2 separate regions of the Mus musculus genome follow, and region 1 is linked to region 2. Evidence: chromatin loops called from intact Hi-C (ENCODE). Cell type or tissue: gastrocnemius. All regions are shown on one strand. Each heading gives the region's core, and the rest is flanking DNA. Links, peaks and the distances in the headings are about the cores only. Region 1 has its middle 33 kb from the start of Klhl6. Region 2 has its middle 6.7 kb from the start of Klhl24.

The links. Peaks named below come from ENCODE experiments on the same cell type or tissue, not always from the same donor. Only the 100,000 strongest peaks of a DNase experiment are listed, where the experiment ranks them.
Region 1: a loop joins it to region 2, with 3 times the contacts of the local background. A loop is called at or near these places in 3 of 42 quality-filtered maps.

Annotation. Positions count from the first base shown.
Region 1 is chr16:20,012,306-20,020,642 of GRCm38, forward strand. No RefSeq gene overlaps it. Among named protein-coding and RNA genes, the nearest start is that of Klhl6, 33 kb to the left of the region's middle. In gastrocnemius, for the core only: no CTCF peak of the experiment used is centred there; no DNase peak of the experiment used is centred there; H3K27ac peaks cover 1,607 bases.
Region 2 is chr16:20,086,725-20,095,061 of GRCm38, forward strand. No RefSeq gene overlaps it. Among named protein-coding and RNA genes, the nearest start is that of Klhl24, 6.7 kb to the right of the region's middle. In gastrocnemius, for the core only: a CTCF peak has its summit at 3,135 (motif pointing left); no DNase peak of the experiment used is centred there; H3K4me3 peaks cover 219 bases; H3K27ac peaks cover 3,970 bases.

The sequences.
Region 1 (8,337 bases), core at 236-8,235, 74 kb before region 2:
GGGCTGGAACAATCTGTGGTTGTTCTCAGAGATGTGCTTTGGTGGCCCACTTTTGACCCCCTTTTCTTCTTAGGGGGGAGAGACCCAATTCAGAGATCAGGACAATAGTGTTGTCTTAATAGCTCCCAACAGTGCCACATGCATCACAACCTACAATCTCCTTTTTCTCTTCTCCTTCCTACTCACCCTCTCAGAGGTTGCCTCTACCAATAAAACTGTATAAAATCTCACCAAACAAGCTGCATGGGGGCGGGGATCACCACTTCTCCTTCAGGTGTAGGACAACCTCAATGCATTTGGAACAAGTTCCTCTTGCTGTTTGCATCAATTCCCAGCTCTGTATCATTCACTCATGGAGTCCCTGGGAGGCTAAGGCTTGCCAGAGTCTTACATTAGCATGCTAGGTATCCAACTGCATGTACTTAGTATGAAAACATCACAGCAATTGGCAATAAAGGTTGTAAAGACAAGGATTAGATAGGAGAACTTCCCACATTTTTACCATGGATACTTACTCTTTAACCTTCAGGAAGCAGGAAGGCAGATCAGACTTTGAACTCAGCAAGTTTAGAAAATGTTAAACATCAGCTATGTGGTGGTTGCTGCACACTGGAACTGACAATCTCTCATCATAAATGTTCCTGGTATTAGTTAGGATTTGTATTGCTGTGTCAAAACACCATGATCAAAAAAGCAAGCAGGGGAGAAAAGGGTTTATTGGGCTTACACTTCCAAATTGCTGTTCATTACACAAGGCAAGATCCTGGAGGCAGGAGCTGATGCAGAAGCTATGGAGGGTGCTGCTTACTGACTTGCTTCACATGGCTTGCTCAGCTTGCTTTCTTATAGAATCCAGGACTACCAGCCCAGGGACAGCACAACCCACAACAGACCAGGCCCTCCCCAACTGATTACTAATTGGGAAAATGCCTTACAGCTAGATTTCATGGAGGTATTTCCTTATCTGGGGCTCCTTCCTCTCTGATGACTCCAGCTTGTGTTAGATATCTAGTCTTAATGGAAGCACACATAAACATCTCTGTTATTATTTCTTATTCAATTTATGACTTGAATTTATGTTTCAATTTTTGTGAACTCTTGAAGAAAGATGCTTACAACACCATATGATCATGTATCCTGAGAAAATATGGTAAGGACTAAGAACAAAGACACAGACAGATTTTTTTTCCTTAGGGATAGGCTTTCCCCACCCCTACCCCCTTTTCTTCTCTTAGAAATAAAGACTAGAATCTCTTTTCAATGTTTTTGTTTCTTCATGAGAGTGACTTTAAATAAACTCCCAGCCCTGGGGCCACAGGACCTGCAGAGAAAAGAATGAAAGACCTCTTTACTTAACAACCACCCCCTATTTTATAACAAGGTGTTAATTCACCTGAACCCATGGCTTCTGGCCTCAGAGTAACTTAGAAGCAACCTTTACTCTAGCAGAAGGAAGTTTTGCCTCCCTCCCCCACCAAGGTTTTCCCCCTCAACTACCTTCCAGAGAGGACTCAACTTGGGATATAGCTCCCTGCACTTACCCTGACTCTGTTGCTGTCCATGGATCCTGCTCCCCTAACAGGACTGTCTTTTCTGACCTCAGTGGAAGAAAATGTACCTATTCCTGCAGTGACTTGAAGCCAGGGTAGGTTGGTTCCCCAGGAGGTGAAGGGAAGAAGGGGATGGGGGAGGGGGAGGGGCATGTGAAGGGAGGTGACCCGTCCAGCAGGTCCAGTTATTCAAGGGTCTCAAAGGGACCTTCTCCTAATAACCAAATGGGGGGATAGAGAGAGACGAGGGTCTTGTGCGAATAACGACACATTCTGGATTCCATCAAGACCCCAAATGCATTAGCCAGGCCCGAGGTTTAAATGCACAAGCAAAAGGGGAAGTGCCTTTCAGCAGGAGGAATGGGGCAGAGGAAATGCACCTCAGCAGAAGGGATGGGGCACTGGAAATTTTTCTTTTGGTGACTACATAGGGAAGCAGGAACTTGGCAGTATCAGGGTACATCTTGAGGTCAGGACATCCGGTGCTGACTTAGGGCTGGAACAATCTGTGGTTGTTCTCAGAACAGTGTGTCGATGGCCCGCTTTTGACCTCCTTTTCTTCTTGGGGGGAGAGGCCCAATTCAGAGATCAGGACAATAGCTCCCAACATGGAGGGACTGGAAAAAGATGGAGGGCTGTGATCAGGATGCAAAGTGAAGAAAAAAAGAAGGAAAGAAAGAGAGAGAGAGAGAGAGAGAGAGAGAGAGAGAGAGAGAGAGAGAGAGGGAGGGAGGGAGAGAAAGAGAAGAGAAGAGAAGAGGAGAGGAGAGGAGAGGAGAGGAGAGGAGAGGAGAGGAGAGGAGAGGAGAGAAGAGAAGAGAAGAGAAGAGAAGAGAAGAGAAGAGAAGAGAAGAGAAGAGAAGAGAAGAGAAGAGAAGAGAAGAGAAGGAAATGAGATCAGGAGTTGGAGAAACATCTCAGCAATTAAGAGCACTGGATGTTCTTACAGAGGACCCAGGTTTGATTCCCAGTACCAACATGGCTGTTCACAAGTGTCTGTAACTCCAGTTTGGGGGGGGGGGATCTGACAGCCATTTCTGTCCTCTATGTGCACTTCATGCATGTGCTACACAGACATACATGAAGGTATAACACCTATACACATTAAATAAATAAATAATTTTTTAGAAAATGGAACCACAGAGGATCTTTGAAAAGTGCTCTCATAAGTGATTGACCTGTTCTCAAGTTAATTGGAACTATCTTTGTAGCAATATAAAAAATAAGCTGTTTGACACACTAGGTATGCTACATAGTTCTATGCCAACTTAATACAAGCTTAAGTTATCTGACAAGTGGGAACCTCAATTTAGAAAATGCCTCCAAAAGATTGTGTTGCGGGTAAGCCTGTTTGGCATTTTCTTAATTAGTGATTGATGAAGAAGGCCCAGCCCATTGTGGGTGGTGGTATTCCTGGGCTCATGGTTCTAGGTCCTATAAAAAGGCAGACTGAATGAACCATGAGGAGCAAGGCAATAAACAATACCTCTCCATGGACTCTACATCAGTTCCTGACTCACAGTTTCTGCCCTGCTTGAATTCCTGTCCTGAATTCTTTTGATGATGCACAGTGTTGTGGAAGTATAAGACAAATAAACCCTTTCCTCCCCAGCTTGCTTTGGTCATGATGTTCCATTACAGCAATAGTAACCCTAATGTGGTGTTCTATTTCAGCAGGTGATGCACTGTATTATATCAGTCTAGAATTTCCACAAAAAAGTAGGTCATTACCATATATGACCCCTTGCTCTTGGACTGTTCAATCTCAATAACTAAGAGAAATACATTTCTTTTTTTTTACAATTTTCCCAGAAGATATTCTGTTGTAATAACCCAAAGCACAGTATGATACTATTAGATGTCTTACTTTCCAACTTCAACTCATGACTACAGCCCTAACACTCCAAGCCTCTCAGCTATCAACCAATACATACCTTGAATATCACCTAACATCTAGATTATTCTTAGCCTCATGTTTTATTGACTGATAAATTTAAATTTGCTCTCCTGCAAAATTCATTCCAAGTGAGAGAATGCTACACACACTCCAGTGAAGTCTGCTTGGCAGGCCGAGAGGCCTGGAAGCACTCACAAGGCAGGGAGTTTCAAGGAAACTCAACCTCCTGGAACCTTGGCATTCTCATAACCTGTATACTCATACCCTATCCCCGAGTTAGTCTGGTGTATGGATCCATGTGCTCTCTTTTAGTATTATTTTATTATAAGTGCCTTTAAAGATTGAATTCTGAAAAAAAAAAAAAAGATTGAATTCTGACATAGCTAAGCCTTCGCCAATGTTCCAACATCCTAGAAAATTATTGAAGCTGACAAACTTGGAATTCAGTGAGAAGATTACCTATTCAGTAACATTCTAATTTACTTCTAGTAGAGACAGTGAAACTAATTATGCATTAAAAAGAATGGAGCTGGAATAGCTCAGGGCTGGTCTGCAGAGTGATTACTTAGGACAGTAGCCAGTCTCACCCAAACAAGGGAATACACAATGGCCTAGTTAATAGGTGGATTTACCATGTAAGAGTTAGGGAATCCCACTGAGACAGGAATCTTCTCTACAGCCAGGTATAGCAGGCTACACTGCATATTAAAAGCAAGTTGGTGAATTCTTCTGACAAATGGAGATTCGCCACAGATACTTAAAAGAACAGCCAAGTTACACTCATACAAGAATTTATCAAGGCCTAGGAAATAGGGGGTTGTGGTACTGCATTATTCTGCTAGAGCACAACCCCCTGGTGCTAGTTTTCACAAGGCTCAAAGGAGTAGCACAAATTGTGACTAGGGTGTGAAATCCTTACCAGTCATTAACTGACCCTAAGCAGAGCTGTTTTATCTTTACTGTAAATATTACCTGGTTCCTGAAAGTCCTTTTGAAGTCATTCCTTTGTTTTGTGTCAGGCAACTGCAATGTACTTTGCCTGCTGTGACATCCTACCCCTTTGTTTTCTGTATTATATAAGACTGGTGTACACTTTGTGAAAACACATTCAGATTCTACACAATCTCTCCTGTTGATTCTGTTTGTCATTCATTTGCTGACTCCTTGTTCACCTACAACCAGAGACCCGTTCTACGCAGACAGGGACCAAAAAGGGTCTGTGGCAAGTACAGGATGTGGATGTACTAAAAAAATATTTGCTTTCAACTTCATTTAAAACAAGTCATTAGAGCCAGGCATGGTGGCGCACGCCTTTAATCCCAGCACTTGGGAGGCAGAGGCAGGCAGATTTCTGATTTTGAGGCCAGCCTGGTCTACAAAGTGAGTTCCAGGACAGCCAAGGCTATACAGAGAAACCATGTCTCAAAAAAAACAAAACAAAACAAAACAAAAAAGTCATTAGTGTTCAGTTGATATTCCGTTGGTATTCAGTCCAAACTTAACTTTTGTTTTGGTTTGATTTTAGGCATTTGTTTGTTTGTTTGTTTGTTTATTGTCTATGGATTTTTGCTGCATATATATCTGAGCGGCACATGTGTGCCTGGTGCATTGAAAGGCGAGAAGAGAGTATCAGATCTCCTGGTACTGAGGTTATAGGCAGTTTGTCAGCTGCCACATGGGTACTGAGAATTGAACCTGAGCACTCTAGAAGAGCAGCCAGTGTTCTTAACCACTGAGCCATCTCTTTAGCCCCATTTTTGTTCTTTATAGTGCTCCCACTAACCAGGACAGAGGGCTCTTATTTTTTTCAATGCCCTTGTGACTTACTGCTCCATACAAAACTCAACTAGTGAAACAATAATTATTTGAATTTTTATTTTTTAAAAGATAAATTCTACGTTCTACAATATAAAATCCATTTTCTTAATCAGAGGTTGAGGATGTAGCTTAGTGAGAGGATCCTTACCTGGATTTCCTAGTCTGAGAATATTAGCTGATCCATCACAACACATGGTTGTTTTTAACTTACACATCTCCATATAGAAAGATAAAGGTATGGTATGTCTGTGAGGCACAGAGTATAAACAGGGCTCTTTAGAGTGAAGTTGTTTTTTATGGAGAGGCAGGGACTTCAGCCATAGCCTTCCATATTTAGTCAAGTAACAGTGTAGGGGGGAAAAGTGGCAAAGATTTTCAGGTAGATGCTTTCTCTGGATAAGAGATGCTTCCATGGGAGAAGAGGTCTTAATCCTGGACAGAGACTAAAGTGGCTCATATGTGGGCAGCTAAGAGGAGAGCCACAGATCACCGAGTACAGAAGGGTTATTGGGAACAAAAATAAAAAGGGGGAGGCCCAGGGGGGCAGGGAGAAGTGGGATAGGAAAAAGATGCCCACACCCCACCAGAATTTCCCTATTCTCTGGTCAGTCAGGCATGGGAGGGCTGCTACCTACCCTATCCACTCATCCCTGGGTGGGCATTCCTATTCTTCAGGGGGTGGCCAAGGGGCAGCCCTGCCTGGAGACCCACCCACCTGGAGCTACTTTGCTAAAGTCACCAGGGTTGTGGGAGAGAGGGAATAGGGGAAGAAGTTCCCAACACTGACCAGAGTGGTGCAGTGGATCTTGAAGGAGCAGAAACCATCTATGGTTTAAGAGCTTTATTAGAGAAATGCAGGGGGGAAGAGAGAATGGAGAGGGGGGAAGGCTAGAGAGAAAGAGAGAGAAAGAGGAAAAGAGGAGAGGAAAAACAAAGAGAAAGGGAAGAAGAGAGAGGTGAGAGATGAGAGAGGTGAGAGGACAAAGGAATGAGAGAGCGAGGTGGGGGCTGAGCACCCCTTTTTATGGTCTTCACTGTTGCTAGGTAACTGGGGAGGAGTTTAGCCTGAAGGTCAGAAGCTTGGGCCATTGCTTACATGACTACTGACCGTGCTTCTCTTATGGGGGCTGTGGGAGGTGGTACCTTAGGCAGGGGCTAGAATTCCAGGAGCATAAGGGAACGCCTACCGTGTCATGTAGTTGAATTATGACCAAGAGGGTTCAGACCTCAGCTCAACTGGATACCAGCCTGCAATTCCCCACAAAGGGTATCTGCTGAGATCAAGCAGTCACTTCCTGTAGAACCTTGCTTCCCTCACCCCCAATCAGGTTGAGTTGGATTTGCCTTCTATTAGCCCCTTCCCCCACCTCTATCATTTTGACACTCTCTACTGGAAATACCTGTTCAGGTGACCATTCACCTGCTATATCCAAGTGTAATGTGAGGGCAAGAACTGTATCTTGATATTTGTGTGGCCCTAGTATTAAAGACACAGAACCTGACATATGTGTTAATATATAAAATATGGTAAATAAAATGGTAAATGTCTTAGGTACATGTTTCTCTGACTACCAAAAATTAATGAAGGCACGTTGAAGCTCAAAGTAAACATGCAATTTTACAAAGTCTTGATCCTTAACTCCACTCTAACACAAGTCCTAAGTCCTTAAAAGTCCTGGCAAAGAAGAAGTTTTGAATGCACCCCAAATAAACGTAGTCTCTGTTTAGCCATGTAGTTTGTTTTCTCTCCTCTTGTCTAGCTCCATGGAACCTCATGCTTATTTTAATTCTAAAACTATATTTTTGCATAAATACTTCTAGAAAGTACTATGCTATAGGTGGGATATACAGCATTCACTAGAATAGAGTCAGACACAGGTACCCTGTGATCTTAAACTCTAAATGTCTACTGGTCCTTCCTGGCCTCCCAAACCCCAGAGATTCTGTAGCTTCCTCTGAGTCTCATTTACAATTCAAAATTATAATGCATGGATACAGCAAGCCCATAGCAATTCAAAAACATCTGGAAGGTGTGTGGTGTCACACACCTTTAATCCCAGCACTCAGGAGGCAGAGGCAGGTGGATTTCTGAGTTCGAGGCCAAAGTGGAGGTCTACAAAGTGAACTCCAGGACAGCCAGAGCTATACAGAGAAACCCTGTCTTGAAAGAAAAAAAAAAAGGAGGAGGAGGAGGAGGAGGAGGAGGAGGAGGAGGAGGAGGAGGAGGAGAAAGAAAAAGAAGAAGAAGAAGAAGAAGAAGAAGAAGAAGAAGAAGAAGAAGAAGAAGAGGAGGAGGAGGAGGAGGAGGAGGAGGAGGAGGAGGAGGAGGAAGAGGAAGAGGAAGAGGAAGAGGAAGAGGAAGAGGAAGAGGAAGAGGAAGAGGAAAAAGAAGAAGAAGAAGAAGAAGAAGAAGAAGAAGAAGAAGAAGAAGAAGAAGAAGAAGAAGAAGAAGAAGAAGAAGAAGTTGTTGTTGTTCAAACTTAAATAACACCTATTAAAGTATTTCAATTTTGTCAGGGATACTTGTTGGCATTTAGTCTAGGCTCTGCCCCACAGTTACCTGCCAGGTGTGCCTGACTCGATATAAAAGGGGCTGCTCACACCTTCATCTCTCTCTGGCCCTCTTGCTCTCTCCTCTTGCTCCTGCTCTCCTGCTCTCCCCATTCCTCTCCCCCAACCCCTCTCTCCACATGCTCATGACCAGTCTCCCCCCAACCCCCTCTGCCTTTCTCTCAACTCCCCTCCCTCATGCCCTGAATAAACTATTCTATACTATACTATTGTGTGGCTGGTACCTCAGAGAAGGAAGGGCTGCCTCAGCCTGGACCTGCAGGGGCACCACTTCCCCCACACCATATCATGCCTCCACCAAATCTTATCTTATCTTTTTATACAACACAGCAATAATGAAAATTAGTCAGTCCAAGGAAACCAATAATAGAAGGCATCCAACTTTTGCCTGGTCTTCCATTTCCATGTCTACATAGAGCATTCCACCCTTACTACCATTTTGTGATAGCCGTGGGGGACAATACACCCCACTGTCACTTACTGAGGTCTTGGCACTTTACA
Region 2 (8,337 bases), core at 49-8,048:
ACACAAACATTCACACATACACTTAAGTAAAAAAATATGTAACTGTTTATGCTAGGACAGAGATAGCCTGCATGGCTTAAAACCCATGGGTTAATGAATAAAAGTCCCAGTGCCAGATGTGAAATGTCTCCTTATGGTTGGCAATGGAAGCCCTAGAAGCCACCAAACAACAAAGGCACTTGCCCTTCCTCTTGGTTATCCACCAGAATTTGATGTTCAGATGCTATTGTACACCGTTCAGATGTATGATATAGAGAAATCAAGATGGAAATGAGCTTGGGGCTTCCTCCCTGCTGGCTAGATTATAATGCTAGAACGTGTTGTACAGGCTTCTGGGAAAGAAATGACAACATCTTCCCCATCTGTGAACCCCATGGATACAGCACCAACGCACTTGGCAAGATGTGCCCAGCAGCACGATAGTAGCATGACGATTATTGTGATAGTCTACTACTCTCTGCCTGCATCTGCAGCCTGCTCCACAGAAGGGACACATGCCTGCTACTGTAAACCCACTCAAAAACTCATTTCTGGGAAAGCCATAAGGAGGGGGCAGGGTGGATGGGATTTACTCCCTGCCGTTTAATTAATCTCACACAGCACCAAACCTCCTTCCAAATCCATCTATAGACAAATGCCACTCTAAGCCTTCGAGAAGCTTCCCTGCAGTAAACAAGGTATTTAGTGAATGGAGACTCACTGCTGCTCCAGGTGCCTAAAGAGGACATTTACACCACCCCCTCGAAGGTTCAGGCAGCATCACAGAAGAATGTGAGAGCAAGAAGACACGGAGAAGGGCTGTGAAATGCTGTCATCCAGGAGTGACATAAACACTGCAATCATGATCTCATCACAGCTGTGGTGATCAGGTGTGGCCTGCACTGGGCTTGCACGAGAGGATGTGCCAAGAGTCAAACCTGAGCCGAGAAGCTGCATGTGGGACCGTACCCCTCCCTGACGAACTACTGAATACTAATACATTACGAGGGATTGGGGTGGTCATTGTACTCAGTTACACAACCGCTGGTGAGTCCACCAGGCTCCAGTGGATCCTTACAAATGCAGGGTCACACAGATGACCCTGGTTAACTCAGTGGGTCACAAAACAAAAGTCAGGAATGTGGGAAAGGGACGTGCAGAGAGAAAGAGGTACTGGCAGGATTGGGAAGGAGATATGAAAGGGTGAGTGGAGTCGATCAGAATGTCTTTTAAACATGGATGAAGTCATAGATGAGCAAATCTAATTAATAATAAAAGAACTGGGAAGAGGAAGTTTGGGCATGCGATTGAAAAGTCCGAGTCTGCAGTGTGGCAAAGTCCAAAGGCACCATCAGCACCAACGTGATCCCCTGCAATGTTGACTGCAAGTGCACACTCACTGCCAGGCGACTGCATCTTGTGCCTCAGGAGGTTCGATGTGTGCCCCAACCTTTGCACAGCTGTGGACCTGCAGGGCAGAGAGGGGACTCCCAGGTTTGGCTATCAGCATAAGTTTAGCTAAGGCCCATACATCAGGGACCCTTTTGGATACATGGACATGGGACACCGTTAGCTGAGGAAAGGGAAAGTGACACCGAATATTTTCATGAATCAAACCTCTCGTGGAAATTTGCCCAGCCATTTTCAACTGCTCCAGAAAGGAAGGCTTCATGAGTGCTGACTGGAGGCAAGATCATCTAAGGGTATAGACCCTGGCAGCTGGCAGCTGGTAGCCACCTAAGCTCAAATAACTGCCTGTGAAACAAGAGAGAAAGTTCAGGCACTCTGAGTGTCCCCAGTCTGTGACACCATACGCCACGACCAAAAGGAAATATGAAAGGGAAAGAGAGAGAGAAGTGTCTCCCACACTAATACAAAGTCCCTAAGGGCTCTAGAAAAGGAGAGAGAGAAAAAAAAAAAAACAAATTAGGAAGAGAAAGATAATCGATTGTGGGACCATGAAAGGCAACCTGCTTTCTGATGGAGCTAGGTTTAAACCTGGAAGGTGTTCGCCACACTCCCAAACACTAGGCTCCTGACACCAGGCCTCAGCTCTCCATAACTCTGTGGCCATCAGTCATGTAGGGCAATACCCCAAGCCCTGGTATTCTGTCTGGACTCCACCCCCACAGTTACCTGGCAACAGCAGGTAGGCCTGGCCCACTATAAAAGGGGCAGCTTGCCCCCTCCTTCCTCTCTTACTCTTGCCTCTCTCTTGCCCTCTTGCTCCCCCTCTCTTCGCACTTCCTTCCTCTCTCTCTCTCTCTCTACATGGCCATGGCCAGCCTCTACTTCTCTACTCTCTCCCTGTCTCTGCCTTTCTCCGCCTCTACTAACCTCTCAGCTCCCCTTCCCAGACATTCCTCCTTGCAAAAGGTATCTAACCTCAGGCTCACCCTGAGAAAGTGGGGTAAGGTTTCACACATCACAACTCTCCTCCATGACAATAAACACCTTAAAATCATCGACTGCCTCTTTTCATCAGGACCCACTGTGGGGAACAGGTCTTTCTCTAAATTGCCTCTCATCTAATCTCCCTCAGGAGGCCTCTCTGCGTTCTTAGACATAGTTGCCACCAAGCCAAGCCTGCCGAACAAGCCAAGGAAGCTCTTGTCCCTCAGGCAGGACACAACCAGTTTCCCTTTTCCCTTCAGCCCTGGGTTAGAACCTGCCCGTGAGCCCACAACCTTTTCTCAGCTCTTCCGAGACATCTGCAGTATCCAAGAGTCTGAGAACCACAAGCGGTACTCCGGCAGTTCCCCAGGGACCCCAGACTGTGCCTCGCCACCCCCAGAGCAGGGTCCTGCAGCTTCTCACAGCCCGACACCTGCCGGGTGGCGGCATGGGTATCCTGAGCCCTGGACCGGATGCAGGACACCATTTTAACCCACAATATATGACCTCCCATTGGACTGTCCAGATGTTCCCAGTGCAGTTCTGAATTAGTGAGAACCTGTTGAGTGTCCAGGAACATCTGTTGAAGCATACTAACTGGTTTGTACATTTGGGTGCAATGAAGTGGTCTGGGGACTCATGGTTAGAATGGGAAAGTGATAGCCGCAGAGTTAGCTCAGTGGTAAGAGAACTTGCTGCTCTTTGAGAGCATCCACATCAGGTGGCCCACAACCAACTGGAACTCCAGCTCCAACGATCCAGTGCCCTCTTCTGGCTTTTGAGGGCACATGCATTCATATGCACATACCCACACGAAACTACAGACACATACATATAATTAAAAACTAAAGTAGAATTTAAAAAGCAAAAGGAGGTTGAGGAAATAGTAGGGATGAAAAGATTTAAATGGAATTAGTGGAGAAGGTAGAAGTGGGAGGGAAAATCAACCAAACCAAAAATGTATTGGGGAAAAAGACATGGAAGTCTACTACTTTATGAACGAACTAAAATATGTAATTTTCTTTAAAGAGTTTGAACAGGGTGCTGGAAAGATTGCTCGACAGTTAAAAGCACTTGCTGCTCTTCCAGAGGGCCCCCGAGTCAGCTCCCAGCACCCACATGGCTGCTCACAGCCATCTTTAACTGTATTTCCAAAGGATCCACTGCATGCATGTAGTGCACAGACATGCACGCAGACAAAACATCCATACACATGAAATAAAAAAATAAATCATTAAAGAGAGAGAAGAGAATATCATAGTGGCTCCCATCTTCAATACCGTCACTCAGGAGACAGAGGCAGGCATATCTCTGTGAGTTTGAGATCAGCTTGGTCTACACAGAGAGTTCCAGAACAGCCAGAGCTACATAAAAACACCCTGTCTCAGAGAGAGAGAGAGAGAGAGAGAGAGAGAGAGAGAGAGAGAGAGAATGAGAGAAGGGGAGGGTTATGGGGGAGAGATTGAGATTGAATAGAAAGAGAGAGTTAGAACAAATTTTCAGTATGGTCAGATAATTCTGCTCTCAACAAAGATTGACCTTGAACTTGAGATCATTCTGCCCTCAGTTTCCCAAGTACTAGGATAATAAGTGTTTGCTACTTTTAGTTGGAAAATTGGGGGGGGGGGACTTAAACATGGAAGATATTATATTAGAGCTAAGTTATGTTAATTTCAGATAGCTCCATAAGGTTACTGGGAAAAAAAAGAGAGAACTTTACCCTGGATTTTTATTTTATGAGTTACATCTAGGGACTGGAGAGACAGCTCCATAAATAAAAGTCTTACCAGCATAAATCTAACGACCCACATTAAGCCTCCAAGAAAACTTTAGAAGCCAGATGCCGAGGCAAGCATCTGTAATCCCTGCCCTTCCACAGCAAGATGGGAGGCAGGGCTAAGAGTCACCCAGAAGCTCATGGGCCAGCTGGCACAGCGGCAGGAAAAGAGGTTCTTCCTGACCGAGTGAGAACTGATCTCCACAAATAAACAAGTGCAAGGTAAATGTCTCCTGAGAGATGTAAAGGAAAAACTGGGATGCTCACTACCTCACTCTCCATTGATAGAGAAATCCCCACAAGCCTTGCTTTCCAAGCACCACCTTTTCCATCCAAACTCATGAAGAAGAAGCAAGCTGCCTTCCGAGGCTTCACTAATCTTCATGACAAAGGTCACTCACAGGTCACCCTAAAAAGCATCTAAATTTAGAGATTTGCCACAGGAGCAAAACGTCCAGGCACTAGTAATAGAACAAGACAGGCTTTCTGAACTATGCCAGGCATGTGTTTGCAATGCTGTCAGTCACCACAGAGCCAGGCTCTGTGCCTGTGTGCTGGTGACCTGGGAGACCTCAGCCTTTTCTAGGCCAGTGACAGAGTCATCTAGAACTGCAAGCAAATAGACATGGCTTTTAACATACATTTAAAAGAAACATTCAGGGGCTTGGGATGTAAGCCCAGGGGCAGAATACCTGTCTAGCATTTATGTTACCCCAAATTTGATCCTCCAGCACTCAGCACTATGAGTAATGAATAAGTAAAACTTTTTATTTTAGTACTTCATACATGCATATAATAAGTCTTTTATGTCAAATTGTTACTAGAAGAAACATAGGTCTCTTCAACCTCTGACCCTTTGACCTATGTTCTACAGCTCAGAGTCAACCATGTTTTAAACAATCATGTCACCTTTGTGTGAAGATATAGGGGCAGAGACACACTTTCATACACCTTTAGAGGACAGCACTCTCATTGGGTGTTCAGAGGGCTAGTTTGGGTTTGTTTGTTTGTTTTGTTTTTTATTAAGTTGGCTTTAGTATAACAATATCTACAAATCAGTCATTTATTGTTTCATTGTAGTTTCCCAAAACATTTTAATTTATAGTTTTCAGAAGGGTTATTGTAAAGCCTATTTCCATGATACTAGCATATCAAATTACCATTCTTCCAGCCATTTATGATCTTTCTCAATATTTCTAAATACAGTGTAGTTTTAAGATAAATTATATCTCCCCATCAGAAAGAGTAAACCGTCTTCTCTATGATATCCTTTGTGCGAGAAAGAATGTATAACATACGATAACAAGTCTACAGAGGATCTGCTGAGGCCTGGGTACATGAAGGTGGGGACATGTCTACAAAACCAGCACGTGGGAGACTGAGGGAGAATGATTGCTATGAGTTTTAAGATCAGCCTGACAAAACAAGAAACAATAAAATAAATGAAGAATATTTTAAAAGCCAGTCAAGGTGGCTCATGTCTATAATTCCAGCACTTGAGAAGATGAGACAGGAGAACTGCTACAAGTTCAATGCCAGCCCGGGATTTATAGTGAATTCAAGGTCAGCCTGATATAGGGAACAACCCCAAATCAATGTCAAAACCAAACAAATAAAATAGGATCCAGAGAGGCAATTTCATAAAACCTTTGTCCTCTAGCCATATGTACTGGCTGGTTTTGTGTGTCAACTTGACACAGCTGGAGTTATCACAGAGAAAGGAGCTTCAGTTGAGGAAATGCCTCCATGAGATCCAGCTGTAAGGCATTTTCTCAATTAGTGATCAAGGGGGGGAGGTCCCCTTATGGGTGGTGCCATCTCTGGGCTGGTAATCTTGGTTCTATAAGAGAGCAGGCTGAGCAAGCCAGGGGAAGCAAGCCAGTAAAGAACATCCCTCCATGGCCTCTGCATCAGCTCCTGCTTCCTGACCTGTTTGAGTTCCAGTCCTGACTTCCTTTGATGATGAACAGCAATGTGGAAGAGTAAGCTGAATAAACCCTTTCCTCCCCAAGTGCTTCTGGTCATGATGTTTGTGCAGGAATAGAAACCCTGACTAAGACACCATGCAATACTTAAATTTACCTTGATTTGCACCCATAGTTAACATATGCTTATTTATGTGATTTCTTTTAGCTTTAATTTCTGAGGTTTTTTTTTTTTCCTTAAAACTTGCTTTTCCAAGTCAATATAAGAGATAGTATATCTCTTTTTACTCTTCCTTTATTTTCTTCACTACAACTCATGTTCTTAAAGTACAGGACAAAGCACAGAAGGCAGAAACTATATAAGAGGAGCTGAAAAGATGACTTAGTAATTAATATCATATAGTGTCCTTGCAGAGGACCAGGGTTGGTTCAAGCACTCGCTTTGGAACCAGGGGATCCAGTGCCTTCTCCTTGGCCTCCATGGGCACCGGCACTAACGTAGTACACATCCAAAATCTAGGGCACATAAACATATACATAGAAATTGGTGAGAGAAAAAATGGTGATTATTCTTGGTTGTTGTTAAATACTCACTATATCCCACATACTACATATTTGCTTTTTTCCTATTTTATCCTCATAATTACACAAAGTAGGTAGTTTTATCTTAATTTATTTTTATATTTTAAATGTTTTTATATTTTTGTACTTTAAATAGCTTTTTGGTTTGGTTAGGTTTGTGCTATGTAACGTAGGCTGGCCTCAAACTACTGATATTCCTACCTCAAGGTCCTCAGAACTGAGATTACAAGTGGGAACTGCCACTCCCAGAATTATCCTCATTTTGAAGATGAGAAAACAGGCTGAGAAAGGTTAGCGTACTCAAGCATGAGGCTACTAGGATGCAAAGCTAGCATTCGGACCAATCCTCTGACTATAAAGCACCACTGCAAACAGAGTTGGAGGACACAACCGTCAAAGGGCTAAGCTTATGTAATGAAGTAGCAAAAGCAACCCAGCATAGGGTGACCTCTGGGCTATCCGCTGTGGAAACTTTCTGAGATCTCTAATAGAGCTTCAGGGAGGTTGTGTTACTTAGAGTGGGTGCCTACACAGAACCTCTGGGGAGCACAGCATCCGCTGAGATGACAAAATGAGAACTCTGGGTCTGGCGGTTGTTGCCCAAGCTTTATGTCTGAAGAAAGTCGGTGAGATTTTTCAAGAACAAAAATGGAGGTTACTCTTGGGTATGTTTAGCCCCTCTCCTTCATGGACTCTGCAGGATTCATGGAATGTCTGTCTACTAAGCAATCCAAGGACCACAAGTGGGCAAGATAAATTCTTAGGACCTGTTGGCATCTTCAAGAAGAAGAGTGCCAGGAATAACAGATCAAGCTGAGGTTCATACATGCCTCTACAGGTCACTAGAGCAAGAAACTGGGGCCAGGAACATGAACTCTATACAGACTCTATGGTAGTTTGAATGAGAATGGCTCCTATAGATGCATACATTTGAATGTCTGGTTCCCAGTTAGTGGAACTCTTTGGAAAGGATTAGGAGGTGTGGCCTTGTTGGAGGAAATAAGGGCTTGGGGTTTCAAAAGCCATGCCAGGGCCAGCCAGGCAGTTACTCAGTCTCCACACACACCCTCTCTCTGCCCGCAACTTGAAAATCAGATATGAACTAATCTTAGCTACTTTTCCAGCACCATGCCTTTCTTGCCATGCCACCATGTTCCCTGCCATGGTGATCATGAATCAACCCTCTAAAACTGTAAGCAAGTTCTCAGCTAAAGTGTGGCAGCTCACAACTGTCTATAACTGTAGTCCCATGGGACCTGATGCCCTCTTCTCAGATGTATGTATGTGCAGACATACACGTGGACAAAATACATACATATATATGTGTGTGTGTATCACAAACAAATAAACCTTTTTAAAAAATAATGATGAAAAAAAGCATATAGAGATAGTATCATCAAAATGGGAAGTCACAAATCCAGAAGAAACCAACTGGGGAAGTCGAGGCAGTCAGCTGGAGTTCCAACCTGAGCTTTGTCTCCACTGAATGAGCTTGCTATGGCTGAACTTCCAACTTCCTTTTCCCACTGTAACCTCTCTTGGAGGTGGCTCACTTTCTAGCTGTTTTCAAGGAAACCGTGACTTTTATGGTTTATTTTTGGGCTGTTTCACTGTTCTCTTCCCTCCCTCGGAACATCATCTCAGACAAGGGACCCTGGAAGACACTTTAGACAACCATGC